2 separate regions of the Homo sapiens genome follow, and region 1 is linked to region 2. Evidence: read pairs that join two places in POLR2A ChIA-PET (ENCODE). Cell type or tissue: PC-9. All regions are shown on one strand. Links, peaks and the distances in the headings refer to the core of each region. The heading gives the core; the rest is flanking DNA. Region 1 overlaps ITCH (itchy E3 ubiquitin protein ligase). Region 2 holds the start of ASIP (agouti signaling protein).

Region 1 (15,584 bases), core at 937-8,936, 140 kb after region 2:
ATTGCGCCCCTGCACTCCAGCCTGGGCGACACAGTGAATGTCTGTCTCAAAAAAAAAAAAAAAAATTTATAAAGTGCTAAGTATTGACCCAGCTGGGCACAGTGGCTTATCCTTGTAATCCCAGCACTTTGGGAGGCCAAGGCAGGAGGACGACTTACTTGAGCCCAGGAGTTCGAGACTAGCCCGGGCAATATAGTGAGACCCTGTCTCTATCTCCCTGTAAAAAATTAGATGGGCCTGTGGTATGTGGCTGTTAGTCTCAGTTACTCAGGAGGCTGAAGCAGGAGGATTGTTTCAGCCCAGGTGGTTGAGGCTGCAGTGAGCTCGATCACTCTAGCATAGGCAACAGAGCGAGACCCTGTCTCAAAAAAAAAAAAAAAGACCCTGTTTTGAGTTTCTTTGTAACTGACAGACTAATAGGTAATAGAGTTTTAAAATATTGTTACTAGATTTTTTTTTTTCTTTTTTGAGATGGAGTCTCGCTCTGTCACCCAGACTGGAGTGTAGTGGTATGATCTTAGCTCACTGTAACCTCCGCCTCCTGGGTTCAAGCGGTTCTCTTGCCTCAGCCTCCCAAGTAGCTGGGATTACAGGTACCTGCCATCATGCCTGGCTGATTTTTGAATTTTTAGTGGAGATAGGGTTTCACCATGTTGGACAGGATGGTCTTAATCTCTTGACCTTGTGATCCACCCGCCTCGGCCTCCCAAAGTGCTGGGATTACAGGCGTGAGCCACAGCACCCAGCCATGATTTAGATTCAAACTGTATCTTCATTGGTTCCAGTCACAATGGTTTACAGTGCTAAGTAAAGCTATAGATTGCATACTGCTGTACTTGTGAAGGCTTTTTTTTTTTTTTTGAGACACGGTCTCACTGTGTTGCCCAGGCTGGAATGCAGAGGTGCAGTCACGGTTCACTGCTGCCTCAACTTCCTGAGTTCAAGCGGTCCTCCCAGTTTGGCCTCCCATGTAGCTGGGACTATAGGCATGCACCACTGCATCTGGCTAATTTTTAAATTTTTTGTAGAGATGGGAGTCTCACTGTATTGCCCAGGCTGGTCTTCTGAAGGCTTTTAGTTTGTTTGTTTGCTTGTTTGTTTTTAAATCTTGTTTGCTTGCTTTTCTTTTCTTTCTTTTCTTTTTTTTTGAGATGAGGTCTTGCTCTGTCGCCCAAGATGGATTGCAGTGGCCTTATCACAGCTCACTGCAGCCTCTACCTGCTGGTCTCTGGCGATCTTTGTGCCTCAGCCTCCCCGTTAACTGGGACAACAGGCACATACCACCACATCCAGCTAATTTATTTTTATTTTCTGTAGAGACAGGATTTTGCTCTCACATATCTGTCCAACCAATAAACAAAAAAGTTATGATACTCAGGGCAAAGTTTTCTCTAACTCCTCAAAAGGACTTGAATTTAGGACATCTTTCTTACTGAGACATACAAAGGCTTAAAAGTATGTATTACAATCCAAAACACTCACCACTGTCTAACATTTCTCCTCCAAATGAGAGCACTAATAGCCTATTCAAAAGAGTCTCTAATTATGAATGTGAAGTTACAAAGAATGTTTTTTTGTTCTTAGGTCTATGAAGATAACACAAAGGCAACAAGTGAAAACACAATGCATAAAGTTTCACTTTAGTCCCCTTATAACAGAAAACAAGAGATGAAGATAAGAGCACTTTTGCTGTCCTAGAACTTAAAATGAAAATCTAAGAGAGACCCATAATATAAATACAATCATCCCTTGGTATATGTGGGGATTGCTTCTAGGACCACCACATATAACCACGTCAGTGCATGCTCTGAAGTACGCCCTGTGGAACCTGCGTATGTGAAAAGTCCTTCCCATAGACTTGGGTTTCACATCCCATGAGTACTGTATTTTCAATTGGTGTTTTTTATTTTTATTTTTTATTATTTTTTAAAAAATTTTAATTAAATAGAAATGAAGTCTCACTATGTTGCCCACACTGCTTTCAACCTTCTGGGCTCAAGCAACCCTCCCTGCTCAGCCTTCCAAAGTACTGGGATTACGGACGTGAGCCACTGCTCCTGGCCTCAATCTGTGTGTGGTTGAAAAAAGGCTGCATATAAGTGGATCTGTGCAGTTCAAACCAGTTGTTGGACAAGAGCCAACTGTAATTAGAATTATAAAAATTGATGCCATGCTCTCTGTGTGAGTAACAATGCAGTAAGAATATGCAGATTTTAGTCACTAATTTTGACTTCCTGGGAAAGGAACTGCAGACTAGATGCTACAAAAGAGAAACACTTGAGGGTGAAAAAGATTAACTGTAAGAAAATGGGAAAGAGACTAAGAAATCCAGTTTCTTAGAAAAACATATTCAGTAGAAACTTAGGAACAGAAGTGATGTCTTGGTTGGCCATGAGATAGTAGATCCCTACAACCACTAGAAAGTGTCCATTAGGGACATTATCCCTTTAGGGTAATGTGCAGGTGGTCATGTTTCAGACTTTATTACTCAAAGTCATGACCACTGGGGAGGTTAGATAAGCATCTTTTTAAGGGGTTATCTATGTTACAGGCATTGTTTAAAGACTCTGCTGAAGAACACCTTGGTATGCAGGAATCAAACATTGGTCAGGGCCAGGCACTTTGGGAGGCCAAGGTGGGTGGATCATTTGAGGTCAGGAGTTTGAGACCAGCCTGGCCAGCATGATGAAACCCCATCTCTACTAAAAATACAAAAATTAGCTAGGTGTGGTTGTGGGTGCCTGTAGTCCCAGCTACTGGGGAGGCTAAGGCAGGAGAGTCGCTTGAACCTGGGAAGTGGAGGTTGCAGTGAGCTAAGACTGTGCCACTGCACTCAGCCAGGGCAACAGAGTGAGACTCTGTCTCAAAAAAAAAAAGAAAAAAATTGGTTAGCATGATGGTTTCACTTCAAGATGGCATCACTCTTGCATGCAACAGGCAGTTTTCCTACAACTGTCTTTAATTCTGCAGATACTCTGTCAGTCTTTAAAATGAAACTATAAATTATAGATTATCTACATTTATGGATGAAGAAAGTGTGGCTTAGAGAAATTCAGTAATTTGCTCAAGTTCACAGAGTAACAGTTCAGGAATGTTGATCTAGATCTGTCTGACTTCACAGTTGGCATACATAATTACCATGCTATAATGTCTTCTGTAATACATGGTATAGAATTGACAAGAATAATCTTTTTTTTTTTTTTTTTTTTTTTTTGAGATGAAGTCTAGCTCTATTGCCCAGGCTGGAGTGCAATGGCACGATGTTGGTTCACTGCAATCTCAGCCTTCCAGGTTCAACGATCCTCCCGCCTCAGCCTCCCAAGTAGCTGGGATTACAAGCGTGTACCACCATACCTGGCTAATGTTTGTATTTTTAGTAGAGACGAGGTTTCACTATGTTGGCCAGGCTGGTCTCGAACTCCTGACCTCAGGTGATCCACCTACCTTAGCCTCCCAAAGTGCTGGGATTACAGGCTTGAGCCACTGTGCCCAGCCTAGATTTAATCTTTTTTTTTTCTTTTTTGAGATGGAGTTTTGCTCCTGTTGCCCAGGCTGGAGTGCAATGGCGCAATCTTGGCTTACTGCCTCCCGGGTTCAAGCGATTCTCCTGCCTCAGACTTCCGAGTAGCTGGAATTACAAGCATCCACCACCACGCCCAGCTAATTTTTTGTATTTTTAATACAGACGGGGTTTCAACGTGTTGGCCAGGCTGGTGTTGAACTCCTGACCTCAGGTGATTCACCCGTCTTGGCCTCCCAGAGTGCTGGGATTACAGGAGTGAGTCACCACGCCCGGCCTAGATTTAATCATTTTAACCATGTATGCAGTTGTAAATAATAGAACTAAGAATCTGGCGCTCAGGGGAGAGGATGGGACTTGAAGTGTGGATTATCTATTTTTTTCTACTCTGTTTTATGCTGTTTTTAAAATTGTACAAGTCAACAGTGATACATGTCCTATTTTTAGAACTTCAAACAATACATACAAAACTACAGTTCCCTATGACCACGTACTTGAGTACACAGGTGCCCTCCTCCTGAATGGAATGTATACTTTTTCTGCGTTTATTTACAAGTATTTGTACCCATAGGAATATATAGTGTTTTAGTTTGCAAAAATAATATCATACTGTACATACTGATGGGGTGATCATTTTGTGATCTACCCCACCCCAACTCATGCATGTTGTTCTGCAGCTTTAAAGATGTTCTTGGGATCTCTCAATTTCAGTCATTAATAAGTTACTTATTTTGATACCTGCATAGTAATCTGTTCTGTGGTATGAATATGTGATTTAATATATGAATATGCCAATTGATAATATACATTATTTCTAATTTTTTTGATATTATACAAATAGTGATTTTTATTCTTTTCAAGAATTTAAAATGCTTGGTGAATTTTAGTTATGTAAAACTAGTATGTATATGTACATAAATTATTGAAATTACTAGGATGTTTTTGGCAGAGCACCTCACAATTCTACCATAATGATTCTCTGTAATTATCTGGAGAGTCATTGTTCTTAAAAATGTTTGCAGTCTGTGCTTTCATTAATCTTTTCTACATGAAGTTAATTTTAGTTTTTAAAATATACTTAATTTTTGTAGAGATTTAAAATTTTTTGCAACTTTGTAATTAATGTTAATTTATATTTAGAATAATTTATACTGTACTATTAGGGCATTTTCTTGCAATAAATTATTAGTGGAGATGAGCGACTGTTGATGGAGATGAGTACCTTTATCATGCAGAATATCAGCAGCCAGATATTGGACTTTTCTCACTGCCCCTTAATTTACTTTTTTAAATATTGTCGTTCTATGGCAATCAGGCTTTTGGATATTGAGGAGGAAGTAATAACTACATAATGTGATAATGATGTCTTTGAGGACCCTTGTCCATAACAAGCCATTTGAATCAGAATAATATCTTGTGCAATATGGTGTTAAGGCTTTTAGGTTACATCTCATTTCTGAATGTATTCTGGATGACTTCTATTGACTTTATGATGTTTACCTTTCATATTTAAAATAAGAGGGTTCTTTTAGCAGATTTTGGTTATAAAACATCTGAAATAGTGTAATTTAAATAAACAAGGTAAAGGAAAAAAATATATGTATTATGCCAAGAAAATGAGCTAGTCCTTATGGTTGAGACGAAATTTTAGCTTTGAGCATTTTTGTATGTAAGCACAGAATGAAGTAGGTTGGATTTTATAGGGTTCATCTCAGTAGGAATTATTGTTCTATTTCATTTTTGCAGAATTGAGAAGCCATCATAATTGTTTTATATTTAAACTTTTAAACAGAAACCTAAATTTGCATAAAAACTCAAGACAGCGTTTACAGTTTCAAGGCATTTTGTTTGCCTTATTGTATTTGTGTACTTCTTCCATAGTGCCTGGCAAACAGTAAGTGCCAAGTACATTTAGTTTGATTTTATTTTTTATTGTATCTTATTTCTTCTTTTTTGAGGTAGGGTCTTCCTCTGTTGCCCAGGCTGGAGTACAGTGGTGTGATCATAGCTCACTGCAGACTTGACCTCCTGGTTGGGGAGTGGTGGTGTGCACCAGTGGTCCCAGCTACTCAGGAGGCTGAAGCAGAAGGACCCCCCCAGCCCGGGAGGCGCTCCAGAACACCCCAGCTTGGGTGACAGAGTGAGAATCTTTCTCAAAAAATAAATAAGTAAATAAAGTTGCTTGGGACATGTTATATAGATGCTATTTAAAGCTATCTGGATAGGTAATATCCTCCAGTTTATAATCATCTGTACCCCATTGCGTGATGGGGTGATCATTTTGTGATCCACCCCACCCCAACTCATGCATGCTAACAGTTATGTATGCCTTTTCTCCAATTTATCTGCCTGCGTTTTGTCAGACGATTTTCAGCGAACCTTCACTGGGCAAAGGGGAAGTCTTCTTTTGGCCCCTGTATTACTAACAAGCATTGACTTCTAAATGGGTAATTTGGTCAGGTGTGGTGGCTCACGCTGTAATCCAGCACTTTGGGAAGTCAGGGTGGGAGGATCACTTGAGCCCAGGAGTTTGAAACCAGCCTGGGCAATATAGTGAGATCCTGTCTCTACCAAAAATTAAAAAAATTAGGCGAGCATGGTGGCACCCACTTATAGTCTTACCTACTGGGGACTGGGTAATATCCTCAAGGGAATGAGTGTAGATAGAATAGGGAACCAAGAACTAAGATCTAGGATATGTTAGCGTTAAGATAATGGAGAAAAGGAATCATCAGAGGATACTGAGAAGGAACAATCTGTGTGGTAGGACACAAACCTGGAGAATATATCTTGGGAACTGAAGGGAAGAAAGTAAAACATGGAGGAGGGGATGAACAGCCATGTCAGATTTTGCCAATAAGTTAGGTAGGATAAAGACTAGAATTGAAAATTGTGTTTAGTAATGTAAAGGCCTTTGTTACATGGTCTTCAGTAATAAATAGCCAGGTTAGCACTATTTATATATGTTTTTAATGGGAATTTTTGATGTTTACAGTGTCTCCTTTGCCATGTTCAGGTTTTCCAACCTATTGGTGGTATGTCTGACAGTGGATCACAACTTGGTTCAATGGGTAGCCTCACCATGAAATCACAGCTTCAGATCACTGGTAAGTTTTAGAAACATCGGCTGCTTTACTTTATTTTTCCCCGTATGATTAAAAAATAATCCTGAGAGGGCCAGGCATGGTGGCCCATGCCTGTAATCCCAGCACTTTGGGAGGCTGAGGTGGGCGGGTCACTTGAGGCCAGGAGTTTGAGACCAGCCAAGCCAACATGGAGAATACAAAATTAGTTGGGCATGGTGGTGCACACCTGCTGTCCCAGCTACTCCGGAGGCTGAGGCGTGAGAATCACTTGACTTTGGGAGGTAGAGGTTGCAGTGAGCTGAGTTTGCGCCACTGCACCCCAGCCTGGGTGATAGGGTGAGACTGTCTCAAAAAAAAAAAAAAAAAAAAAAACTTAAGAGAACAAAATATTTAATGGCTGTTACATGTCAGGTGCTCAATTAATATTTGCTGAATGAATGAATGAAGATATATAGATATGTAATTTTTATTGTAGAATATTCTTGGATATTTTACAGTTTTTTTTTCCTTCAACATGGGTACCTGGGTAGTTGCTAATTATGTTTGTTTGGTATTGTATTAACAGCTTTATTGAGATATAATTCATATCCCCTACAGGTTACCCATTTATTTATTTACTTATAACAATGACACAATCATGCAGCCTCCTGCTGTGGTGACTACAGTCGTGCACCACCATGCCCAGCAAATTCTGCAGTTTTTTGTAGAGATGGGGTCTCACTATAATGCCCAGGCTGGTTTCGAACACCTGGGCTTAAATGATCCTCCCACTAGGGCCTGACAAAAGGCAGATAAATAGGAGAAAAGGCGTACATCTTATTAGCATGCATGGGTAGGGGTGGGATGGATCACAGAATGATTACCCCATCATGCAATGGGGTACAAAATGGTTATATACTCTTCTTCATAGGGGAAAGGGAGATGGGGAAGTGTGGATGATTTTAGAGGGATGGTAAATGATTTTTAGGGGAATTCAGAGGGCTCGAAGAATGTACAATGGCCTGGGACAAAGTCTGTTTGGCCCACAGAATAGATAGTGGTTTATGACAAAAGTCTCTCCAGGTCCAGGTCTGTTAAAAGACTTCAGTCAGCCAGGCACGGTGGCTCACACCTGTAATCCTAGCACTTTGGGAGGTCGAGGTGGGCAGATCACCTGAGATTAGGAGTTTGAGACCAGCCTGGCCAACATGGTGAAACCCCGTCTCTATTAAAAATAAAAAAAATTAGCTGTGCGTGGCGGTGCACACCTGTAATCCCAGCTACTTGGGAGGCTGAGGCAGGAGAATCACTTGAACCTAGGAGGCGGAGGTTGCAGTGAGCCGAGATCATGCCATTGCACTCCAGCCTGGGCGACAGAGCGAGACTCCATCTCAAAAAAAAAAAAAAAAGACTTCAGTTTTTATATTCCTGCTATACAAGTTTAGTTATTGAAAACTCAGGGATGGGAACAAAGGTAATTGTAATTGTTTTCTTCTTTGGTGGATCTGGACTTAGGCAGATAAGAGAACTTCAGAAAACAACTTCATGCTGTACTTTGAGAGAAAGAAGATTGAGGGAGGGGAGCTGCAGGGGTCAGAGAGACCTTGAGAGACTTACTTAGTTCAGCAAGTCAAAGCACCATATTTTGGGATATCAGTTTCTGAACCCCAAAAGTACATTCACAGAGTTCAGCAACCATCACCACAATCAACTTTAAAATAATTTCGTCCTTCCAAAAAGAAGCCCTGTACTCATTAGCAGTCACTCTCCATTTAACCCATCCATCCACAAACCCAGGCAACTCCTGATCTTTCTGTCTCTAGATTTGCCTATTCTGGATCTCGCATATAAATGGAATTGTACAGTGTGTGGCCTTTTGTGTCTTCTTTGGGCAGACTGTTTTCAAAGTTCATCCATGTTGTAGCATGTATCATTACTTAATTCCTTTTTTTGCTAAATAATATTTTATTGTATGAGTATACGAAATTTTAAAAATCCATTCTTCAGTTGAGGGATGTTTGGGTTGTTTCCACTTTTTGGATTTTATGAAAAATGCTATAAACATTTGTGTACAAGTTTTTGTGAGAATGTATGTTTTCAGTTTTCTTGGGTATATACCTAAGAGTGAAATTCCTAGGTTATATGGAATCCATGTTTATTAGCATTTTGAGGAATTCCAAATTATTATTATTATTATTTTTTTTTTTTTTTGGAGACAGAGTTTTGCTTTGTTGCCTAGGTTGGAGTGCAGTGGTGTGATCTCGGCTCACTGCAACCTCCGCCTCCCGGGTTCAAGTGATTCTCATGCCTCAGTCTTCTGAGTAGCTGGGACTACCGGCACGCACAACCATGTGTAGCTAATTTTTGTATTTTTAGTAAAGACGGGGTTTCACCATGTTGGCCAGGCTGGTCTCGAACTCCTGACCTCAGGTGATCCACCTGCCTCGGCCTACCAATGTGCTGGGATTACAGGCGTGAGCCACTGCACGGGCCCAAATTATTTTTAAAAGCAGCTGCACCGTTTTGCATTCCCACTAGCAATATATGAGGATTCCGATTTCTCTACATTCTTGCCAGTGATTATCTTTTTTATGATAGCCATTCTAGTGGGTGTGAAGTAGTATTTTACTCTGTGTGTGTGCGCGCGTGCATATGTTTTATCCATTTAATTTTTTTTTTTTTGAGACCAGGTGACAGTCTGCTCTGTCACCCAGGCTGGAGTGTAGTGGTGCAGTCATGGCTGACTGCAATCTCTAACTTCTAGGCTGAAGTGATCGTGCCACCTCAGCCTTCTGAGTAGCTGGGACTACAGGCATGCACCACCCTACCCAGCTCCCTATTGTGGTTTTGGCTTGTACTCCTTTGATGGCTAATGATATTGTCTTTTCATGTGCTTATTGGTCATTTTTGTATCTTTTTTGGAGAAATGTCTGTTCACGTCCTTTGTTTGCTATTGTAAATTAATACCTCTGTCGCTATTGTTAATTAATATCTCTGTCTTTATTTCTTCCTCTAATCATTTCATGTATCACTTTCAGATTAATGTTTTTAATATGCCATCCAATATGTTTCATTCCTGCTCAAAAACCTTAGGTACTTCTCTTAGACTATGGTATAGAGTTTCTTTAGTATGAGCTAAGACCCTTCACCCTCTGTCTACATATGGTGTCTTTGTAGGTTTTTTGTTTTTTTTTGTTTGTTTTTTTGAGACAGAGTCTCTGTCGCCCAGGCTGGAGTGCAGTGGTGCAATCTTGGCTCACTGCAACCTCCGCCTCCCAGGTTCAAGCAGTTCTCTGCCTCAGCCTCCCAAGTAGCTGGGGTTATAGGCGCCCGCCACCAAGCCTGGCTAATTTTTGCATTTTTAATAGAGACGAGGTTTCACCATCTTGACCAGGCTGGCCTTGAACTCCTGACCTCAGGATCCACCCACCTCGGCCTCCCAAAGTACAGGGATTACAGGCGTGAGCCACCGCGTCCGGCCTGTAAGTCTTTATATGTGAACCATTTGTACTAGCTAGAATGAGTCACTGGATTTTCCTCAGATGTGTATGTATTTCTATCACACAATGAAAACCTCAGTCTCTCTCCCTTTAATTTGATAGCATTTATTGATTATAGAACAATTATCATCCCCTGTATTTTAGTTTCAACTATGCCTGGCTTATAGCTTCTTCTGGATTATGAATAGGTTAGGTCACAGATCATATCTTAGCATTATTATTTTCCTCAAAACCTAAAGGTGATTGAATATAAAAATAATACTGTCTTAAGGTAACCACATCATAGAATTTTTTCGGATTTCCTTCACTAACTCTGGTATCTTTCCTTAGCAGTATCTGTTTCTTAAAGAAAGATATTACTATTTCTTAGTTAAGGCCAGATTCCAGTTTTTTTTCCCCACCCCTCATCCTCAATCTAGCTTGAGTAGCTGACTTATATCAGACCAGAATTCTTATGACTTCTTTTTGGCAGCTTAAAGTTGAAAGCTTTTATTAGAACAGTCCTTTAAAACATTCTGTACTTTTTCAGATTACATAAGTAATATACATTTTATTTTTTACTGATTTAAAAAAATAGTAAATTATTCTCAGAGACAATGATTAATAGTTTTTTTCTTTGCATAAAGTGTCTTACTTGCTATCATCGTTATTGAATTTTTTTTTTTTTTTTACTGTGATGATAAACACTAATTGCACCTCAAAAAGTCGTAATCCATAGCCATCTCAGATTTTTTTCTTTTTGAGATGGGGTCTCACCCTGTCGTCCAGGCTGGTGTGCAGCAGCGTGATCATGGCTCACTGCAACCTTGATCTCCTGGGGTCAGGTGAGCCTCCCACCTCAGCCTCCTGAGTAGCTGGAACTACAAGTGTGCGCCACCACACCCGGCTAATTTTTGTATTTTTTATAGAGATGGCGTTTTGCTCTGTTGCCCAGGCTGGTCTCAAACTCCTGGGCTCAGGTGATCCACCCACCTCAGCCTCCTAAATTGCTTGTATTAGAGGTGTGAGCCACCTCACTCAGCCACATCTCAGATTTTTAAAATCTTGGGTCTAAAATATTCTTTTTCTTTTTTTTTTTGAGACAGTTTCCCTTTCGTTGCCCAGGCTGGAGTGCAATGGCGTGATCTCGGCTCACCGCAACCTCCGCTTCCCAGATTCAAGCAATTCTCCTGCCTCAGCCTCCCAGATAGCTGGGATTACAGGCACCCGCCACTATGCCTGGCTAATTTTTGTATTTTTAGTAAAAACGGGTTTTCACCATGTTGGTCAGGCTGGTCTTGAACTCCTGACCTCAGGTGATCCACCCGCCTCTGCCTCCCAAAGTGCTGGGATTACAGCGTGAGCCACCGCGCCTGGCCTTAAATATTCTCTTTTTTATAAATTTTTTTCTTTTTCTTTTTTTAATTCATTGCTTGCTAATTGGGTCTAAATATTCTGAGAATGCTCAAGTGTAGGGCAAAAAACAAACACACCATGAATAATGGATAATAGTTCAGCAAACATTATTAGATATGAAACAGAGAACATAAGATAAAAGACAGAAGTGCCAAGTTTAATAGAATCAAATGCCCTTCATAATTCATTGAGTTACTTCTTTAGTTTTGATGCTAGAATGCTTAGAACTAAGTATTTTGCACAAATCTCCTTAATGACATCGTGGGTTTTAATCTCTTAATGGGTCAGTTATAGTATTTGTTTTATTGTAAGCTGCCTCAATGCCTTTCTAGAATCAAGTAAGGAATAAATATGCAAGTGTAAAAAATGAATGTCAGGCTGGGCGTGGTGGCTCTCACCTGTAATCCCAGCACTTTGGGAGGCCGAGGTGGGCGGATCACTTGAGGTTGGGAGTTCGAGACCAGCCTGAGCAACATGGAGAAACTCTGTCTCTAGTAAAAATACAAAATTAGCCGGGCATGGTGGCACATGCCTGTAATTCCAGCTACTCGGGGGGCTGAGGCAGGAGAATTGCTTGAACCCGGGAGGCGGAGATGGCGGTGAGCTGAGATCGTGCCATTACACTCCAATCTGGGCAACAACAGTGAAACTGTCTCAAAAAAATAAATAAATAAAATAAAAATAAACAAATGTCACCATGTATTGTAATGGCAAGAAGGGATAACTGGTCAGGAAAAAGAGATCAGTATTTGACTAGAGTCACTGGGAAAGAAGGTGGTGTTTGGATTGCTGCTATTTATTTATTTATTTTAAGGGACAGGGTTGGCCGGGCATGGTGGCTCATGCCTGTAATCCCAGCACTTTGGGAGGCTGAGGCGGGCAGATCATCCGAGGTCAGGAGTTCAGGATAGCCTGGCCAACATGGTGAAACCCTGTTTCTACTAAAAAATACAAAAATTAGCCAGGTGTGGTCATACGTGCCTGTAATCCCAGCTACTCGGGAGGCTGAGGCAGGAGAATCACTTGAACCTGGGAGACAGAGGTTGCAGTAAGCCAAGATCGCACCCCTACACTCCAGTGGCACAGTCACGGTTCACTGCAGCCTTAACCTCCTGGGCTGAAGCAATCCTCTCTCCTCATCCTCTATAGTGGCTGGGACTACAGGCGTGTACCACCCACCACACTTGACTAATTAAAAAAAATTGTGTTTTTGTTTTTTTTTTAAGACGGAGTCTCGCTCTGTTGCCAGGCTGGAGTGTGGTGGCGTGATCTTGGCTCACTGCAACCTCTGACTCCCTGGTTCAAGCAATTTTTCTGCGTCAGCCTCCTGAGTAGCTGGGATTACAGACATGCGCCACCAAGCCCAGCTGATTTTTGTATTTTTAGTAGAGATGGAATTTTATCATGTTGGCCAAGATGGTCTTGATCTCCTGACCTTGTGATCTGCCCACCTCAGCCTCCCAAAGTGCTGGAATTATAGGCGTGAGCCACTGCGCCCGGCCAAAAATTTTTTTTTGTAGAAACAAGGTCTTGCTATGTTGCCCAGGATGGTCTTGAACTCCTGGCCTCAAGTGATGCTCCCAGCCTTTCCATAAGTGTTGGAATTATAGGCCTGAGCCACTTTCCCTGACCTAGGATTGCTGCTGTTTAAATGCAGAAAAGTAGAAAAGGACCCTTTGAGGAGACAGCATGAGCAAGACACATGAAAGAAGAGAGTACACAAAACTTGCCCTAATACCCATGAAAGCTCCTATAATAGGGGAGCCCTGAGAATGGGAATGGCTGTGTCTTTCAGGTGTGCCTTAAAAAAAATTTATTGCTAAGGGAGATGGAGATGGGAAGTAATCAGTGTTTGTATCAAAGGGTGGTTAGATTTGTGTTTTAGAAAGTTAGAAAGAGAAAAAAATTTTTCTTTTTTTTTTTTTTTTTTTGAGACAGTTTCGTTCTGTCGCCCAGGCTGGAGTGCAGTGGCGCGATCTCAGTTGACTGCAATCTCTGCCTACCATGCCCACCCCCTTACCTACTTATTTATTTATTTATTGAAACAGAGTCTCGCTCTGTCACCCAGGCTGGAGTGCAGTGACTTGATCTTGGCTCACTGCAACCTCCGCCTCCCAGGTTCAAGCAATTCTCATGCCTCAGCCTCCCCAGTAGCTGGTATTGCAGGCATGCACCACTGTGCCTGGCTCACTTTTTGTATTTTTAGTAGAGATGAGGCTTTACCATGTTGTCCAGGCTGGTCTCAAAATCCTGACCTCAAGTGATTCACCCACCTCGGCCTCCCAAAGTTCTCGAATTACAGGCGTGAGCCATTGTTCCCAGCCAATTTTTAAATTTTTTATAAAGACACATTCTCATTGTGTTGCCCAGGCTGGTCTTGGATGTTTTGAATCAGCTCTTCGTTTCTTCTTATCATTTAGCCAGGGTCTTTACCTTGGATGTAAGTCTGTTTTCTTATGTCCTTCCCTGTCTTTATTTACCTGTTTCCCATTTAATTATGCCTATATATAACCTCAGCTATTATACTGAACTCATCTGTGTCTTCTTTTTTTCTTTTTTTTGACCGGGAAATTTTTTTTTAAATTACAAGCTCAACCCATTTGTTCTGTTTCAAAGGTGCAGTACTTTTCTTCATTTATTAGTGAAAGAAGTTAAGAAATTAACTTTCCAAAAAAATCAGCAAATGGCAAGCAAATGTCCTTGAAAGTCACAGTCACATATAGTGTCTCCTAGAAAAGAGGAGGGGTAAGACAGCTTCCACCTACTTTCACAAGTTTCATCAAATACTGGATCTACTCAAGGGTGGAGTAAAAAGGCAACTAACTTTCTAAAAGGAGTATGTTATTAAATGAGGCATTTACTATACTCCTTCCTAAAAGCCCCAGATGGGGAACATGTTTTCTCAACTAGACCTAGGAAGTAGACTGTGGAATCAATCGGTCCTCCTCACCTTAAGGGCCATCCACTGGTTAATGAATTAAAAAAAAAAAAAAGACTGAAAAACAAACCTCCCCCCTAAAAAAGAGGAGGGGGAAAAAAAACCACTAAGATGTCCCAGAGTGGAATCAGGGAGCAGCTTCAACAATTCCAATTAGTCTGTTACAGAGTCATCCACAAGCATGCCTTGCTTTAAAAATACATATATATATCTTGAAATAACAAAACTGAAACTAGTACTAATCACTTTTCTGACAATATACAATTACTCAAAATTAACTAGTACTGGGCTAGGGATACGGGGGGGCGGCGCATAGCTATGGGCCTTGTCTCACATGAGTACATGTGGGTAGGTGCAGTGCGTTTGTCATTATGGCAAAAACGAATTTTAATTTTTAAGCTTTAGTTTGACTTAAACATTGCTTTTAGTATGATGCCAACACCAGCTATGCAGAAAGGGCTCTGGAGAGATGTTCCTAGCAGCACACATATGCAGCTCTTCTTCGGTTCTGGAGGTTCCAGGGCAGCCAATATTGCTTCGTCAAATACATTCTTTAGGCCTTTCTTTGTGAGTGCAGAACACTCCACGTACTTGACAGTCTTCAGGTCATGGGCCAGCTTATTCAGCAGTCTCTGGAGTGATAGGCTTCTGTTTGTTCTTGGCAAGTTTCTCAATAGTAGAGGGGTCATCTTTGAGATCAATTTGGGTCCCAACAAGCAACAAAGGAGTCTTTGGACAGTGGCACCCACTTTTCTTTCACATTTTCAAATGAAAATGGAGAGATGGAGAGACCACTGAAAAATAGACTAGAAATACATCTGTTTGTGGATAACTCAGCAGTCATAATCCCTCATAATCCTCTTGCTCTGCAGTATCAAAAAGTCCAAGAGTATATGGTTCTCTACCAGTCATAATTGTTATTGCATAGTTGTCAAAAACAGTTGGTACATATTCTGATGGAAATTTGTTGTGTTGTTTTACCAACAGCACCATCACCCACAACAACACACTTAATTGTCTGCATTGCTGAAATAGTTTTGTATCCACTTTAAATATTTCAAATCTCATGTTGACCTCAGCTTCTCCACCGGGTTGTTGGCTCATCTGTGTTTTTTATTTGATGTTTGTTGTATGCTAGCATTGGGCAAAATAAGGAAACTTTGGTA
Region 2 (15,584 bases), core at 2,700-10,699:
AGAGATGAGGTGGGGAAGCCAGCTCTGGGAGATCCTGGGATCTTTAAAAAATCTCAGAGCAACACGCCTTGCCTCTGCTATCCACGGACAGGAAAGACGCTCTGCTTTGGCGACCCTTAGAGGGGCTAATAGAGGCACAGTCACTTGCACCGTAAATAGGAGGAAACAATTTTCTTTTCTTCTGCCGCCTATAGAGATTCTATTTTCTTCTCTAAGTTTAACTTTTATATGAACTGGGTTGCTAGAGAGCTCCTTTGTAAAATAAAGGATAACCCTTTACCTTTTGCTTCTTTTGTAAAACCTCTCTTGATCTGCTTGCAGCTGCCTTTCAGCTGATGAAACATTTCCTATTTTCACTGTGGATCTGAAAGAACCTTCCTGCCTGTGAGATGTGGTGAAGTTTGAAATAATTTTGTAGTATGATTGGTTGTTTTCTTGTTCTTGTCTTTGAAGTTATAGATGAGCAAGCAGCAAATCTCTACAGCTGCAAGGTGAAAAAGGAAGTTCCTTGGCCTGGGCTCTTTGCGGGAAAGCATGTGAGTTTAGATGGCAACTTTAATCTGCTTTCAGGAGTGAAGCTGCTGCTACTTTGGAAAGTTGAAAGGACTTAACAGTTATCCCTCCTTTCTTGGAAAGTTAAACAGATTTTTTTGATTCACTTTTGTGGGTCAGAGTAGTTAAGAGGAGTTCAGTGTGAAGAAAGCAGTTGATCTTTTGCTAACTAGTGGCTTCTTTCTCTTTACTCTGTGCCTTTTCCATTGCCTAGCAGTAAACGAATAAATAAATATATCTATATGTATATCTAAGAAAGAAGTACTCCTAAATATCGACCCTGACCCCAAAGTCACACTTTAATGCTTCTTTAAATGTCTTCAGAAAGTTGCTTGTGGTTTCAGATTTCTAATAACTCTTACAGAGCAGAATTTAGGATTTAGGGATCAGTCTGCACGTGTAGCATTTGTTCATTTCATATTTATTAGAGATGAAACAGATGACCAAAATTCCATTTATTGCAGACTCTCCTTTTCCTTTGTAAATGTTTGACTTTTCTGAATGGATATCCATATTCACACATTTTAATGCCCATTAAAGGAAGCTCAGGTTAATGTTTTCAATTGTAGGTGAGTTCGCTCTGCTTCAGTGATATGGAACATTTTGTTCTGCTGTTTCCATTGGAGGAGATTAAAGAGGCTAAATGGGATGGCATAGTGAAGTCATTTTTGGTTTCCTTTTTAAAATTTTTATTTTATTTTATTTTATTATTTTTATTTTATTTTATTTATTTACTTATTTATTTTTGAGACGGAGTCTCACTGTCACCCAGGCTGGAGTGCAATGGCATGATCTTGGCTCACTGCAACCTCTGCCTCCTGAGTTCAAACGATTCTCCCACCTCAGGCTCCTGAGTAGCTGGGACAACAGGCACACACCACCACGCCTGGCTAATTTTTGTATTTTTAGTAGAGACAGGGTTCCACTATGTTGGCCAGGCTAGTCTCAAACTCCTGGCCTCAGGTGATCTGCCCACCTCAGCCTCCCAAAGTGCTGGGATTACAGGCGTGAGCCACAGCACCCAGCCAGTCATTTTGGGTTTTCTTTGGTTATTTTGGATGCCTTACTGGGACCCACTCAAAAAACAAACAAACAACAAAACAAAACAAAATGAAAAACACTTTCATAAATGTCTGTCTCAAAACCTTTTCTACTTTCTCCAAATAGAACTAATGCATACATATTCTTAAGATTTGCTCAGCTATATCTCCTTGGTTCTGACTTAATCCTCTTCTGCAGAAAATTTCATCTCACATCAAAGCCTCTTCCCTCCTTCTGCTGTAAAGTTGTTGAGAGCTGTCACAGACTGTCAGCTCAGCTTCAGCTATGCTTAATGAGTGCTTGTGCAGAATGCACCCCAGGTAAAGGAATTCAGAAATCAAAAGACATGATTACTGAGAAGGAGAAAAGGCAGAGAAGTGATTTCTGGAGAGCATAAACAAAACCAATATAGTACCCACTAAGGTCTTTGTTGAGTAATGATAGATAAAACAGCCTAAAGGGAATGATGTCAGGAGATCTAAAACAATCATTTAGCATCGCCTATCAGCATTGTATTCCTTGTACACTGTGGGAATGAACATCTGGGAAGCCTAGACTCTGACCCCTGTTTCAGTGGAACAGGGAGACAGATTTCACACTGACAAACAGCTGCCTGAAGGAGTCTTGTCCTTTTGTCCCTTGAGAAGGGACACAGCCTCAAGTCTTCTCTCAAGTTCTAACTCAGGACCCCTCAGGCAGTCTGGGCCTGCCATATGGTTCTTGGTCTCAAAGAAGAGTTCTGAAGCAGGTTGTCTACAGAAGATTCAAACCACCCATTAAAATATTATTCAATTTGGCATCTGTTAGGCATAACAATTAGACTAGCCAATTCAGTCACAATAGTGAAATCGGTACGTGTATGTAGATACAGCCCAAGAGATCAAATAATTTTAGTGTTGTTAAGAAAAAATTATTCTGAATTTTTTTTTACACAAGGACAATTTTAATCCTGCATTTTCCTGTGGTAACATCCACTGCTGGCTAGCTATGGATTGAAACTGCATTTGCTAAGAACTGTGGAGCACATGTTGATACAGGCACACAGACATCTGCCAGCACCAACAGAATACATATGTAACACATACCAGATAGTCTCGATGGATAAATTTGCTCCACCAGTAATTCTATTTAGTAGAATTCACAGTTAATGCAGAATTTCATTTTTAAATTTTACATCTTTCTAATACTTTACATTTTTCTAATATTGTATTTAAAAAAAAAAAAAAAAAACTGTCTCGCCGGGCGCGGTGGCTCACGCCTGTAATCCCAGCACTTTGGGAGGCCGAGGCGGGTGGATCATGAAGTCAGGAGATCGAGACCATCCTGGCTAACACGATGAAACCCCGTCTCTACTAAAAATACAAAAAAATTAACCGGGCGTGGTGGCGGGCGCCTGTAGTCCCAGCTACTCAGGAGGCTGAGGCAGGAGAATGGCGTGAACCCGGGAAGCGGAGCTTGCAGTGAGCCGAGATTGCGCCACTGCACTCCAGCCTGGGCGACAGAGTGAGACTCCATCTCAAAACAAACAAACAAACAAAAAAACTCTCATTCAAGATCGTAATTTGCATGACAATAAACCATGGTTTTGTGGGCTCTAAGTTTCTTAGAAGTGTCCGCAGCAATTTAGAACAAACACCGCAAGTCTTCCTTCCAATTTGCAGCATCTGATTTAAAGTTTAAATTCATCTAATGCATCATTAAAACTGTCATTTTTACTTCTCTTGTCATTAAAACTTCTCTTGTGAGAAGACATGTTTCACTTGCTATTTCCAGGACTACATCTTGAGCATGGGTGTACAGTATTTTTCATTGGTTAGCAGAATTTTACTCACATAATTTATAGCCAGAATAAGAACCTCTAGCCTCTCTGAATGGCCTTCCACTCAGAACAATGATGATGATTAATGTCTAAAATGTGTCTGAGGTGCCCGCCTTTGACATTACCAAAATGTTTCCAAGTAATCTTAGAAAATATGATTCTTTAAACATATGCGTAATATTCTACCACACAATGTGCCATCACTTGTTTAATCATTTTCCAATTGTTCATTTGTAACATTTGCAATTTTTCATTATAAATAATATTGTGATGAATACTTTCATCCATAAGTTTTACGCAAGGCTGGTTATTTCTTCTAATGTCTTCTAATGTCAAAGAAGTGGCTTACTGTTTCAAACAGCGCACATTCATGGTTTTAAGGCTTTTAGCATACTTTATCAAATAATCTCCAGAATAGCTCGAACAACTCCTACCAACAGTATGTTATTGTGCCCGTAGGGTGGACTTTGTAACAACAAAGCAAATTGAACCACAAATTTATTAGATTCACACCCATCTCAAAACTGTCACATCAATGAAGCAAGGAGACGTATTACTGGTTAGGAAGCCAAATTCAAATTATTTTTAAAAATCACTCAGCTTTAGATCAGTAAAATAATCAACAAAAATGCTCCACATAAAAAGTCTACCGGGTTTTTCAAAAAATAAAAAGACAAAGAGAGAGTCAGGCCGGGCACAGTGGCTCATGCCTGTAATCCCAGCACTTTGGGAGGCCAAGGTGGGCAAATCACGAGGTCAGGAGTTCGAGACCAGCCTGGCAAACATGATGAAACCCCGTCGCTACTAAAAATACAAAAATTAGCTGGGCGTGGTGGCAGGCGCCTGTAATCCCAGCTACTCAGGAGACTGAGGCAGGAGAATCGCTTGAACCTGGGAGGCGGAGGTGGCAGTGAGCTGAGATCATGCCATTGCACTCGAGCCTGGGCGACAGTGTGAGACTCTGTCTCAAAAAAAAAAAAAAAAAGAGAGAGAGACAAAGAGAAAGTCAGTACCAAATGACCAAATTTTATTTTATTTTTTTAGACAGAGTCTCACTCTGTCACCCAGGTTGGAGTGCAATGGCAGATCTCGGCTCACTGCAACCTCCGCCTCCCAGGTTCCAGCGATTCTCAGGCCTCAGCCTCCTGAGTAGCTGGGACTACAGGTGTGCGCCACCATGCCTGGCTAAATTTTGTATTTTTTTTGGTAGAGACGGGGTTTCACCATATTGGCCAGGCTGGTCTCGAACTCCTGACCTCATGATCCACCCGCCTTGGCCTCCCAAAGTGCTGGGATTACAGGCGTGAGCCACCACGCCCAGCAAATGACCAAAATTTTTTATTTGACTAAATTCTATTCATGCATGAGCATGACAGTCTCCCTGTTTATTTGACTTTGGCAATTAAAAAAACAAGCAACCTTGTACAAAACAGTGAAAATGCCAAGGACGAGGGCAGTCTACAGTTTTACTGTAGAATATATATATATTCTACAGTAAATATATATATATGTATATATAAAGGCCTCTCTCCCTTTGGCCATATCAACTCTCAGTTCAGGCCATTAAATACAGACAAATTTTCAAATTCACTTCTTTACTTCTCCAAGATCTTTGATGCTGTCATCATCTACTTCTGGCCATTTTTCTGAATGACATGAATTATGTCATCTGTAAAGTCTCCCCGAATAATTTCATCCTCCCCATTACTGAGGCAGCACAGGAGAATTTTTGAGCAAAAATCTTTGTGCTTCTTTAAGATCAATTTCAAAAGTTGCAAGGCCACACACTCTTGTCACATGTTTCTTCTTTGCTCTAGGAATTTTGGCCTTAGTAAGCTTTTGTGGTATGGTCTTCTTTTTTTGTTTTATTTGGCCTCTTCCACCTCTCTTCTGTTTTTTCTTCTCCTCTTCTTCCCCTGCTGTTCCTTGACCCTCACTAATTCCAGCTTCTTGTTTGGGTGAATTTTCTACAGTAAATTTTGCAAGTTCATTTAGAAAATTCTTCTCTAACCATTGTTTACAATGAGCAACATCAGGCATATATTCACAGTACTCTGTTGGTAATGAACAGACTCCACAATAAAGGACTCGAAGTGGGTAATTGGCATCTAACTTGGCACTGTTCCTTGGGTCTCCTTTGCAATCAGCCCCACTGGATTCAGAAATCTCAGCTCACTGCAACCTCTGCCTCCGGGCTCAAGCAATCCTCCCACCTCAGCCTCCTAGGACCACAGGCACATGCCACCATGCCTGACTAATTTTTTGTATTTTTGGTAGAGATGGGGTTTCGCCATGTTGCCCAGGCTGGTCTTGAACTCCTGACCTCAAGTGATCTGCCCACCTCAGCCTCCCAAAGTGCTGGGATTACAGGCGTGAGCCCCTGTGCCGGGCCTTCATCTTTTATATTTTTTAAAATTGCAGATAAACTTGAAGCTCCCTTTACTGATTAACTCCAATTCCCACAACTCTTCTATTTATTTCTTTTCCTCTGTACTTTTCTCCTCTCTCCTTTCCTTTTCTGCCTGTTTTATACTCCTCTCTTTAATTTAAAAACCTAGTGAGTTTAACATTTTATGTTTTTAGTTTTTTTTGTTTTAGTTGTCATTGTTGTTGGTTTTTGTTTTTTTGTTTTTTGTTTTTTGTTTTAGACAGGGTCTCACTCTATCACCCAGGCTGGAGTGCAGTGGCATGATCATGGCTCACCACAGCCTCAACCTCCCAGGCTTAGGTGATCCACCTGCCTCATGCTTTCAAGTAGCTGGGACTACAGGCATGAGCCAATGTAGCCCGTTGTGTTTAACATTGTATATGCCTCTCTCCTAAATAGCTATTTTTAGAAAAGACTGATTTAAATTGATATTTGCCTCACATGGTCCTCAATTGAAACAGGTTTCCATCTTATTACGAAAGCTATGATTATTACATTATATGATGCTTTTTTTTTTTTTTTTTTGAGACAGAGTCTCCTTCTGTTGCCCAGGCTGGAGTGCAATGGTGTGATCTCGGCTCACTGCAACCTCCGCCTCCCGGGTTCAAGCGATTCTCCTGCCTCAGCCTCCCGAGTAGCTGGGATTACAGGCACATGCCACCACGCCCAGCTAATTTTTGTATTTTTGTAGAGACGAGGTTTCATCATGTTAGTCAGGCTGTCTTGAACTCCTGACCTCGTGATCCACCCACCTCAGCCTCCCAAAGTGCTAGGACTACAGGCATGAGTCACTGTACCCTGCTGATGCTTTTTCTTATATGACTTTTTTTTTTGAGACATGGTCTCATTCTGTTCCCCAAACTGGAATGCAGTGGCACAAACACAGCTCACTGCAGCCTTGATCTCCTAGACTCAAGTGATCCTCCTGCCTCAGCCTCCCAAGATAGCTGAAACTACCATGCCCAGCTAATTTTTTAAATTTTTGTGGAGATGAGGTCTTGCCGTGTTGCCCAGGCTGGTCTCAAACTCCTGGTCTCAAGCAATCTTCCTGACTCCACCTGCCAAAGTGCTGGGATTACAGGCATGAGCCATGGTGCCCTGTCTTGTATGACTTTTAAATTGCCCCTGAAGGCCGGGCGCAGTGGCACATGCGTGTAATCCCAGCACTTTGGAAGGCCAAGGAGGGCAGATCGCCTGAGATCAAGAGTTCGAGACCAGCCTGGCCAACATGGTGAAACACTGTCGCTACTAAAAATAGAAAAATTAGCCTGGCATGGTGATGGGCGCCTGTAATCCCAGCTACTCAGGAGGCTGAGGCAGAAGAATCGCTTGAACCCGGGAGGTGAAGGTTGCAGTGAGCCAAGATCGCACCACTGCACTCCAGCCTGGTGACAGAGCAAGACTCCATCTAAAAAAAAAAAAATTGCCTCTGAAGGTATGTCTAGAATTCAAAGATATTTTAAGCTACTTGCAGCATTAGAATGAACTTATGACATCTCAATATTACAACTTTGGGGAAAAACATTCTACTGACTGTCTCAATTCTGGTTATATTAGCTAAAAACTAAAACCACTTTTAAGTTATAAAAATCCCATTACTTAGGCCACAGCTCATTTTCAGTCAAAAACATTATTATTCTTACCAGAGTTAGCTGGAAATCATTGTCTATTTTCAGAGGTCAGATTTATTCTCAGAGGGCAAATCCTCACCATAAAAGAAATATTCAGGTCAGGCACGATGGCTCACGCTTGTAATTCCAGCACTTTGGGAGGCCGAGGAGGCAGTGTCTCTTGAGCCCAGGAGTTTGAGACCAGCCTGGGCAACATTGTGAGACCTCACCTCTACTAAAAAAATAATTGGCCTGGTGTGGTGGCTCACACCTGTAGTCTCAGCTCCTTGGGAGGCTGATGTGGGAGGATTGCTTGAGCCCAGGAGGTCAAGGCTGCAGTGAGCTATGGTCTTGCCATTGCCTTCCAGCCTGGGTGACAGAGCAAGGCCCTATCTATAAAAACAGAAAGAAAGAAATATTCAGCAGAATATGTTGTAGCCTCTCTGAAGGGGATGCCACTCATTTGGAATAACAGCAATTCAACGTTCGAAGAGAACTTAAAAATCTAATAATTCATCAGCCTGGGCAACATGGTAAAACCCCATCTCTACCAAAAATACAAAAAAAAAAAAAAAATTAGCCAGGTGTGGTGGCACATGCCTGTAGTCCCAGCTACTAGGGAGGCTGAGGTGGGAGAATTGCTTGAACCCTGAAGGCAGAGGTTACAATGAGCTGAGATGGCACCACTGCACTCCAGCCTGGGTGACAGAGTGAGACCCTGTCTCGAAAAAAAAAAATCTAATAATGCAAATTTTTTCTCATACAGGTGAAGAAAAAGTTATCCATAGAGAGAAAGTAACTTGCCAGAAGTCACACAGGGAGCTAGTGGCAGGGCTGGGACCAGAACCCAGGTTTTTACATGCTGGTTCATTCTTTGACTCCCCAAACGCATTCCCATCCCCCGCCCCCAATCCCCTATCTCCTCGCCTCCACTGAGATATCCGATGCCCAGAGCCCTGGTTAGACAGCTGAAGGTGATGTCTATAAGCAGTCTCATTATTATATGACTTACTGCTGAAACTTTACTGAGTGTAATGTAATGTTTCCCCTAATCCGCAAACTTCTTCATAACCACTGTGTCATATGATCAGTGTCAACTTTCTCAATCTTGTAACCACAGCTGGCTTCATGAGCATGCAGCTTGTGTAGCTGCACCAGGCCTCGTGCTTAAAGGGCCAATGGCTTGGTTTAATGCTCTCCTGTCACCATCTCTTAATTTTTTAACAAGGGGTCCTACATTTCATTTTTCACAGGGCCTGGCAAATTGTGCCTCAACTCTAACACTTCCCCCTCCTCCTTTTGTTAGTTACTTGTCTCTCTTCCCTGCACTGAAAGCCATTTAAAGGTAGGGCATCCGTTATTCACATATGCAGAACATAAAGCAACTTGATTCAGTTTTTCAGGGCCAGAGAACCCATTATGGACCCAGAGAAAGCTATGGACCCTCTCCCCTGAAAAATCACATATGCACAGTGTTTCACAGACAATTTCAAGGTCAAGAATTCCCTCTTGCTCTATCATTTCCCTTTCTTCCCAAGTATATGCTTTTTTCCAAAAGCCTGATCAAAGGAAAGCCTGCCTTCATCTTAACTAACCTGAATGAGTCTGCTGAAGTCTGCAGTTGCTCCTCCATGCTGGGGTCCAGCTGATACTTCTTGATCTGTGTTCACTGTCCTTCACAGGGATGAGCTTTACCAAGAACCCCCAGGTCTCTGGCCATTGGTGCTTGGCAGGGCTGGTGGAAGCCACTATTATGACTAACTGAGCCCAGTCACCTCCCCTCCAATGCCAGCTTGCTGGCTACCCAGACACTCTGGCTGCCTTGACTAGTGCCACTAGCAAAGCCCAGGGCAGGCTGTCAGAGTTGTGCCTCATGAACACCTAGTATGGTCAGCAGCTGACACTGTTCACTGTCTTCAAGAAGACTACTTAAACAAACAAACAAAAAATACTAAAACAATGCTAAAATAAAAATTAAAAGGGGAGCCAGGTGCAGTGGTGCCCCTATAGTCCCAGCTACTTGAGTGGCTGAGGCAGGAGGATCACCTAAGTCCAGGAGTTTCAGGCCAGCCTGGGCAACACAGTGAGATCACATCTCAAAAAAATTAAAAAGGCCGAGCACGGTGGCTCACACCTGTAATCCCAGCACTTTGGGAGGCTGAGGCGGGCGGATCACCTGAGATCAGGAGTTTGAGACCAGCCTGGTCAACATGGTGAAACCCGATCTCTACTAAAAGTACAAAATTAGCCGGGCGTAGTGGTGCATGCCTGTAATCCCAGCTACTCAGGAGGCTGAGATGGGAGAATCGCTTGAACCCGGGAGGTGGAGGTGCCTTTGCCTCTTCTTCCATTCTCATCTCTCACTACACCTCTGTCTCAGTAGGTACTTAGCCATGCCACATGACTGGGAGACTGTAGTCCTTTCCTTTGCTGTGGGGAACAAGGCCTTATCCCTGAAGGATTAAGATACAATACTCTCCCCAGTGCTGTCGCTAAGGGGATGCCTTCAGTGCACACTCAGGACGCTGAGTGTACCCTACTCAGGGATGATCTCAACACTGTTGTCTCTTATATTCCCTCAAGCAGAGATCTTGCACATTAGCATACATGTGTGCACGCACGTCAACAAGACTCCTGGGTTACATCAACCAATTGCACTGGACCTGTACAAACCCTCATTGCTGTTACTACTCATGAGGAACACACTCACTGCTATTAATACAATTGCAGTGGGCTTGTACAAACTTTCCATGACTTTCCATGCCCTCTTTTCCACAACTTAGTCAGATTCAGTCACACTTATGCATTTGTAAATTCTTCAGCTCTTAAGGAAACATAATAAGTGACCCTTATAAATCTTTCTCTGTGTAACTTTTTTTTTTTTTGAGACAGAGTCTCGCTCCGTCGCCCAGGCTGGAGTGCAGTGGCGTGATGTCGGCTCACTGCAACCTCCACCTCCCCGGTTCACACCATTCTCCTGCCTCAGCCTCCCAGGTAGCTGGGACTACAGGTGCCCGCCACCACGCCCGGCTGATTTTTTTTTGTATTTTTTAATAGAGACGGGGTTTTACCGTGTTAGCCAGGATGGTCTTGATCTCCTGACCTCGTGATCCGTCCGCCTCGGCCTCCCAAAGTGCTGGGATTACAGGCATGAGCCACCGCGCCTGACCTTCTCTGTGTAACTATTTAAGCTGCCCAGTGGCACAATGACAGGGAGGCAAGAATTGGAAATGAGGAATTTGCTATGTTCTGAATGTTTATGCCCTCTCAGATTCAGATGTTGAAATCCTCACTGCCAAGGTTATAGTGTAAGGAGGTGGGGCCTTTTGGAGGTGACTAGGTCATGGTGGCAGAGCCCTCATGAATGAGACTAGTGCCTTTACAAAAGAGGCCCAAGGGAAAGCCCTTCCACCTTGTGAGATTAGAGAGATGATGGCTGTCTATGAAGAAATAGGCCCTCACTAGATATCGAATCTGCCTGCACCTTGATCTTGGACTTCCCAGCCTCCAGAACCATGAGAAATAAATTTCCGTTGTTTAGAAACCACCCAGTCTATGATATTTTGTTATAGTCACCTAAACAGACTAAGACAGGATTCATAGAATTAAGGATAGAAGGTAGATTCTTTCATTCATATAACAAATTTTTGTCAAGTTTCCACTCTGTGCCTCAGACTCTATAGTGAGTCATATAGTCCTATCCTCTTATGAAGGGGGCCTGCCCCTCCACACCTGTGGGTATTTCTCATCAGGTGGGACGAGAGACTGAGAAAAGAAATAAGACACAGAGACAAAGTATAGAGAAAGAACAGTGGGCCCAGGAGACCGGTGCTCAGTATACAGAGGACCCGCACTGGTGCCAGTCTCTGAGTTCCCTCAGTATTTATTGATTATTATTTTTACTATTTTAGTGAGGGGAGTGTAGCAGGGCAACAGGTGGGGAGAAGGTCAGCAGGGAAACATGTGAGCAAAGGAATTAGTATCATGAGTAAGTTCAAGGAAAGGTACTGTGCCTGGATGTGCACGTAGGCTAGATTTATGTTTTTCTTTACCCAAACATCTCAGTGTAGCAAAGAGTAACAGAGCAGTATTGTTGTCAGTATATCTCCCCTCTAGCCACAGGGCGGTTTTCTCCTATTTTCTCCTATCTTAGAATAAAATGAATGGGAATGGTCGGCTGTACACTGAGACATTCCATTCCCAGGGAGGAGCAGGAGACAGATGCCTTCCTCTTATCTCAACTGCAAAGAGGCCTCCCTCTTTCACTACTCCCCCTCAGCACAGACCCTTTATGGGTGTCGGGTTGGGGGATGGTAAGGTCTTTCCTTTCCCACGAGGCCATATCTCAGGCTGTCTCAGTGGGGGGAAACCTTGGACAATACCCAGGCTTTCTTGGGCAGAGGTCCCTGCGGACATTGTGTCCAGTGCATTGTGTCCCTGGTTAATCGAGAATGGAGAATGGCGATGACTTTTACCAGGCATACTGCCTGCAAACATGTTAACAAGGCACATCCTGCACAGCCCTAAATCCATTAAACTTTGATTCAATACAGCACATGTTTCTGTGAGCACAGGGTTGGGACTAAAGTTACAGGTTAACAGCATCTCAAAGCAGAAACAATTTTTCTTAGTACAGATCAAAATGGAGTTTTTTATGTCTTCCTTTTCTACATAGACACAGTAACAACCTGATCTCTCTTTCTTTTTTTTTTATTTTTTTTTTAGACGAAGTCTCGCTCTGTTGCCCAGGCTGGAGTGCAGTGGCTCACTCAGCTCACTGCAAGCTCTGCCTCTTGGGTTCACACCATTCTCCTGCCTCAGCCTCCCGAGTAGCTGGGACTACAGGTGTCTGCCACCACGCCCGCCTAATTTTTTTGTATTTTTAGTAGAGACGGGGTTTCACCATGTTAGCCAGGATGGTCTTGATCTCCTGACCTCATGATCCGCCTGCCTCAGCCTCCCAAAGTGCTGGGATTACGGGCGTGAGCCACCGCGCCCAGCCTGATCTCTCTTTCTTTTCCCTACGCTCTTATTTTTATTTTATTTTATTTATTTATTTATTTATTTATTTATTTATTTATTTTTTAGAGACAGAGTCTTGCTCCGTTGCCCAGGCCGGAGTGCAATGGCACAATCTCAGCTCACTGCAACCTCCGCCTCCCGGTTCAAGCGATTCTTCTGCTTCAGCCTCCCAAGTAGCTGGGATTATAGGCATGCACCACCAAGCCTGGCTAATTTTTGTATTTTTAGTAGAGACGGGTTTCACCATGTTGGCCATGCTGGTCTCAAACTCCTGGCCTCAAGTGATGCACCCACCTCAGCTTCCCAAAGTGCTGGGCTTATAGGCGTGAGTGCCGGGCCCTTAAAACTGAGAAAGCTGAGACCTAGGTGGACCTAGGGTCAGGCAGCCATTTAAATGACAGGTTCATCCAAGTGATCTGACTCGTGTGTCTGGATCCTTCTTTTTATCCACCATGCTGAAGAGAAACTCATCTTAAGTCCTAAATACAGATGATGAATTTAAAAGGAGAACTGTCATCAGAGATATCACACATCAAATAACAGTCTTCATCATTGCAGAGTGGAAAGACAGTTGAGAAACCCAGTTACACAGCTACTCATTGCTGTCAGCATTATTGTCCTGTTTTTTTGTTTTGTTTTGTTTCGTTTTTTTTTTGAGACAGAGTCTTACTCTGTCACCCAGCCTGCAGTGCAGTGGCACAATCTTTGCTCACTGCAACCTCTGCCTCCTGGATTCAAGTGATGCTTCTACCTCAGCCTCCCAAGTAGTTGGGATTACAGGCATGCGCCACCACACCCAGCTAATTTTTGTATTTTTAGTAGAGACGAGCTATCACCATGTTGGTCAGGCTGGTCTCGAACTCCTGACCTCAGGTGATCCACCTGCCTTGGCCTCCCAAAGTGCTGGGATTATAGGCGTGAGCCACAGGGCCCGGCCTAGCATTATTGTCCTGTATTAATAGCAGGGAGTGTGTTTCTCTAATGAGTAATAACAGCAACAAGGTCTGTACAGATCCAAAAACGTTTACCTGTAATTGCAAAATCCCAACACCCTGAAAAGTATAAGGTTTTGTTCCCCCTTTGGCAACTCATTTGGCAGCAAAATCTGAACTTACCTGAAGACATTTGGCAACAAAACCCGTCCCGAATTGATGTGAATCAATTCATAGTCTGTATTCATCCTGCCTATTATGAAGATCCATGCCTTTTTGCTATAGAAGCATTAATATTTTCATTATAGGGTTCTCCCAGACCCCTTATATGTGGTTTAACATAATATATGGATGATACTATTTTTCTAACGTTCACAAAGTTCTGAATTCTAAAAAACATCTGACCCCAAGAATCCTAATACAACTAAACATTATGGACCTGTATTACATTTAGAATATACATATCCCTCCAGAATTGAGGTAAGGAATACTGGTCTTTAACTTTCTCCCTATTATACCCAAATAAGATTTACTCCACTGAGACTTTACCAATCCAAGACTCAGTCCAACTGTATGGTTCTACCAGGAGAACTGTTTTGCCGGGGGTTGGTCTGTTTGTCTTAAACTAACCCCTAGGATTCACTTTTCCTGAGTTAGGCTGGGGATTTGACCTGGTGAGATCTCCTGCCTACCCATTGTGCAGTGAATAGTGTTTACATTAGGCTTATGGCTGCTCTGATGGTGAACTGAGCTTGTACCTACATTATGAAGTGTTCAGAGCAAGTGATCACTGTGGACTTTGGCCAGTCCATGGACATCCAGTCCCATGGATATTGGCCTCTGGTCATGAGCTGTCCCACTACCCCTTGGATTTGTGAATATTGAACTGGACTGTTGATTCAGCCCCCTCGTTCTCAATCCTGTTCCTGGGTCTAACTTAATCTTCCCCAAACTCCTGCCACCTTTTTCTTTCTTCCTTTCTTTTCTTTTTTGGTATGATCACAGCTCACTGGAGCCTCAACCTCCCAGGTTCAAGCAATCCTCCCTCCCACCTCACCCTCCCAAGAGGCTGGGACCACAGGTGTGTACTATCACACCTGTGGGTGGCAAGCCACGCAGGTGCCAAGGCAAGAGACCGAGGGCACAAGCTGCTCCAGTATAATAAAGAAAATATATAGAATAAGAATAGTTATACTAGAAATAGATTATAGATGTGATTATATATGAATATCATTAATCATTAGTTTGTAGCATTACTCTTTATTCCAATATTATAATAATCTTTGTTCTACAATTATAACCTAGGAAAAACCAGGCCATACAGAGATAGGAGCTGAAGGGACACGGTGAGCAAGTGACCAGAAGACAAGAGTGTGAGCCCTCTGTTACGCCCGGACAGGGCCACTAGAGGGCTTCCTGGTCTAGCAGTAATGCCAGCACCTGGGAAGGCACCCATTACCTAGTGGACCTTGGTCTAGTGGTAGCATCAGTGCTCGGGAAGGCACCGGTTACTTAGCAGACCGAGAAAGGGAGTCTCCCTTTCCCCGGGGGAGTTAGAGAAGACTCTGCTCCACCACCTCTTGTGGAAGGCCTGACATCAGTCAGGCCCACCCGCAGCCTCCAGAGGCCTGACCATCTCCCTGTGATGCTGTGCTTCAGCGGTCACGCTCCTGGTCCGCTTTCATGTTCCACCCCGTACACCTGGCTCCGCCTTCTAGAGAGTGGTAGCAGAATTAGTAAAAGTACTAAAGTCTTTGAAATGCATAGAAGAAATAATGGCATAAACTGTCCTCTCTCTCCGCCTCGGCTGCCAAACAGGGAAGGGCCTCCTGTCTGGTGGACACGTGACTTGTGTAACCTTATCTATCACTGGAGATGGCTCACACTCCTTACCCTGCCCCCTTGTCTTGTATCCAATAAATAACAGCACAGCCAGGCATTCGGGGCCATTACTGGTCTCTGTGCCTTGGTGGTAGTGGTCCCCCGGACCCAGCTGTATTTTATTCTGTCTCTTTGTCTTGTGTCTTTATTTCTACGATCTCTCGTCTCCACACATGAGGAGAAAAAACCCACAGACCCAGTAGGGCTGGACCCGATAACACCCGGCTAATTTTTTAAAAATTTTTTGTAGAGATGAGGTCTCTCTATGTTGCCAGGCTGGTCTCAAATTCCTAAGATCA

Evidence for each region. ChIA-PET counts read pairs that join two places held together with the same protein. Peaks named below come from ENCODE experiments on the same cell type or tissue, not always from the same donor. Only the 100,000 strongest peaks of a DNase experiment are listed, where the experiment ranks them.
Region 1: POLR2A ChIA-PET joins it to region 2 with 12 read pairs; 4 of 35 experiments call an interaction of 5 or more read pairs at or near these places.

Annotation. Positions count from the first base shown.
Region 1 is chr20:34,387,255-34,402,838 of GRCh38, forward strand. ITCH (itchy E3 ubiquitin protein ligase) reads left to right here. Exons shown (of 25, transcript NM_031483.7): 3 at 6,537-6,627. The coding sequence starts at 6,558. It also overlaps the pseudogene CDC42P1. Among named protein-coding and RNA genes, the nearest start is that of ITCH, 32 kb to the left of the region's middle. RefSeq lists a silencer at 8,593-8,694. In PC-9, for the core only: no CTCF peak of the experiment used is centred there; DNase peaks (open chromatin) are centred at 2,547, 3,117 and 3,657; H3K4me3 peaks cover 368 bases; H3K27ac peaks cover 6,393 bases.
Region 2 is chr20:34,240,954-34,256,537 of GRCh38, forward strand. It overlaps ASIP (agouti signaling protein), which reads left to right and starts at 470. Exons shown (of 4, transcript NM_001672.3): 1 at 470-536. It also overlaps a transcript of AHCY not described here and the pseudogene DENRP1. RefSeq lists enhancers at 269-338, 359-508, 1,562-2,063, 14,936-15,115. In PC-9, for the core only: no CTCF peak of the experiment used is centred there; no DNase peak of the experiment used is centred there.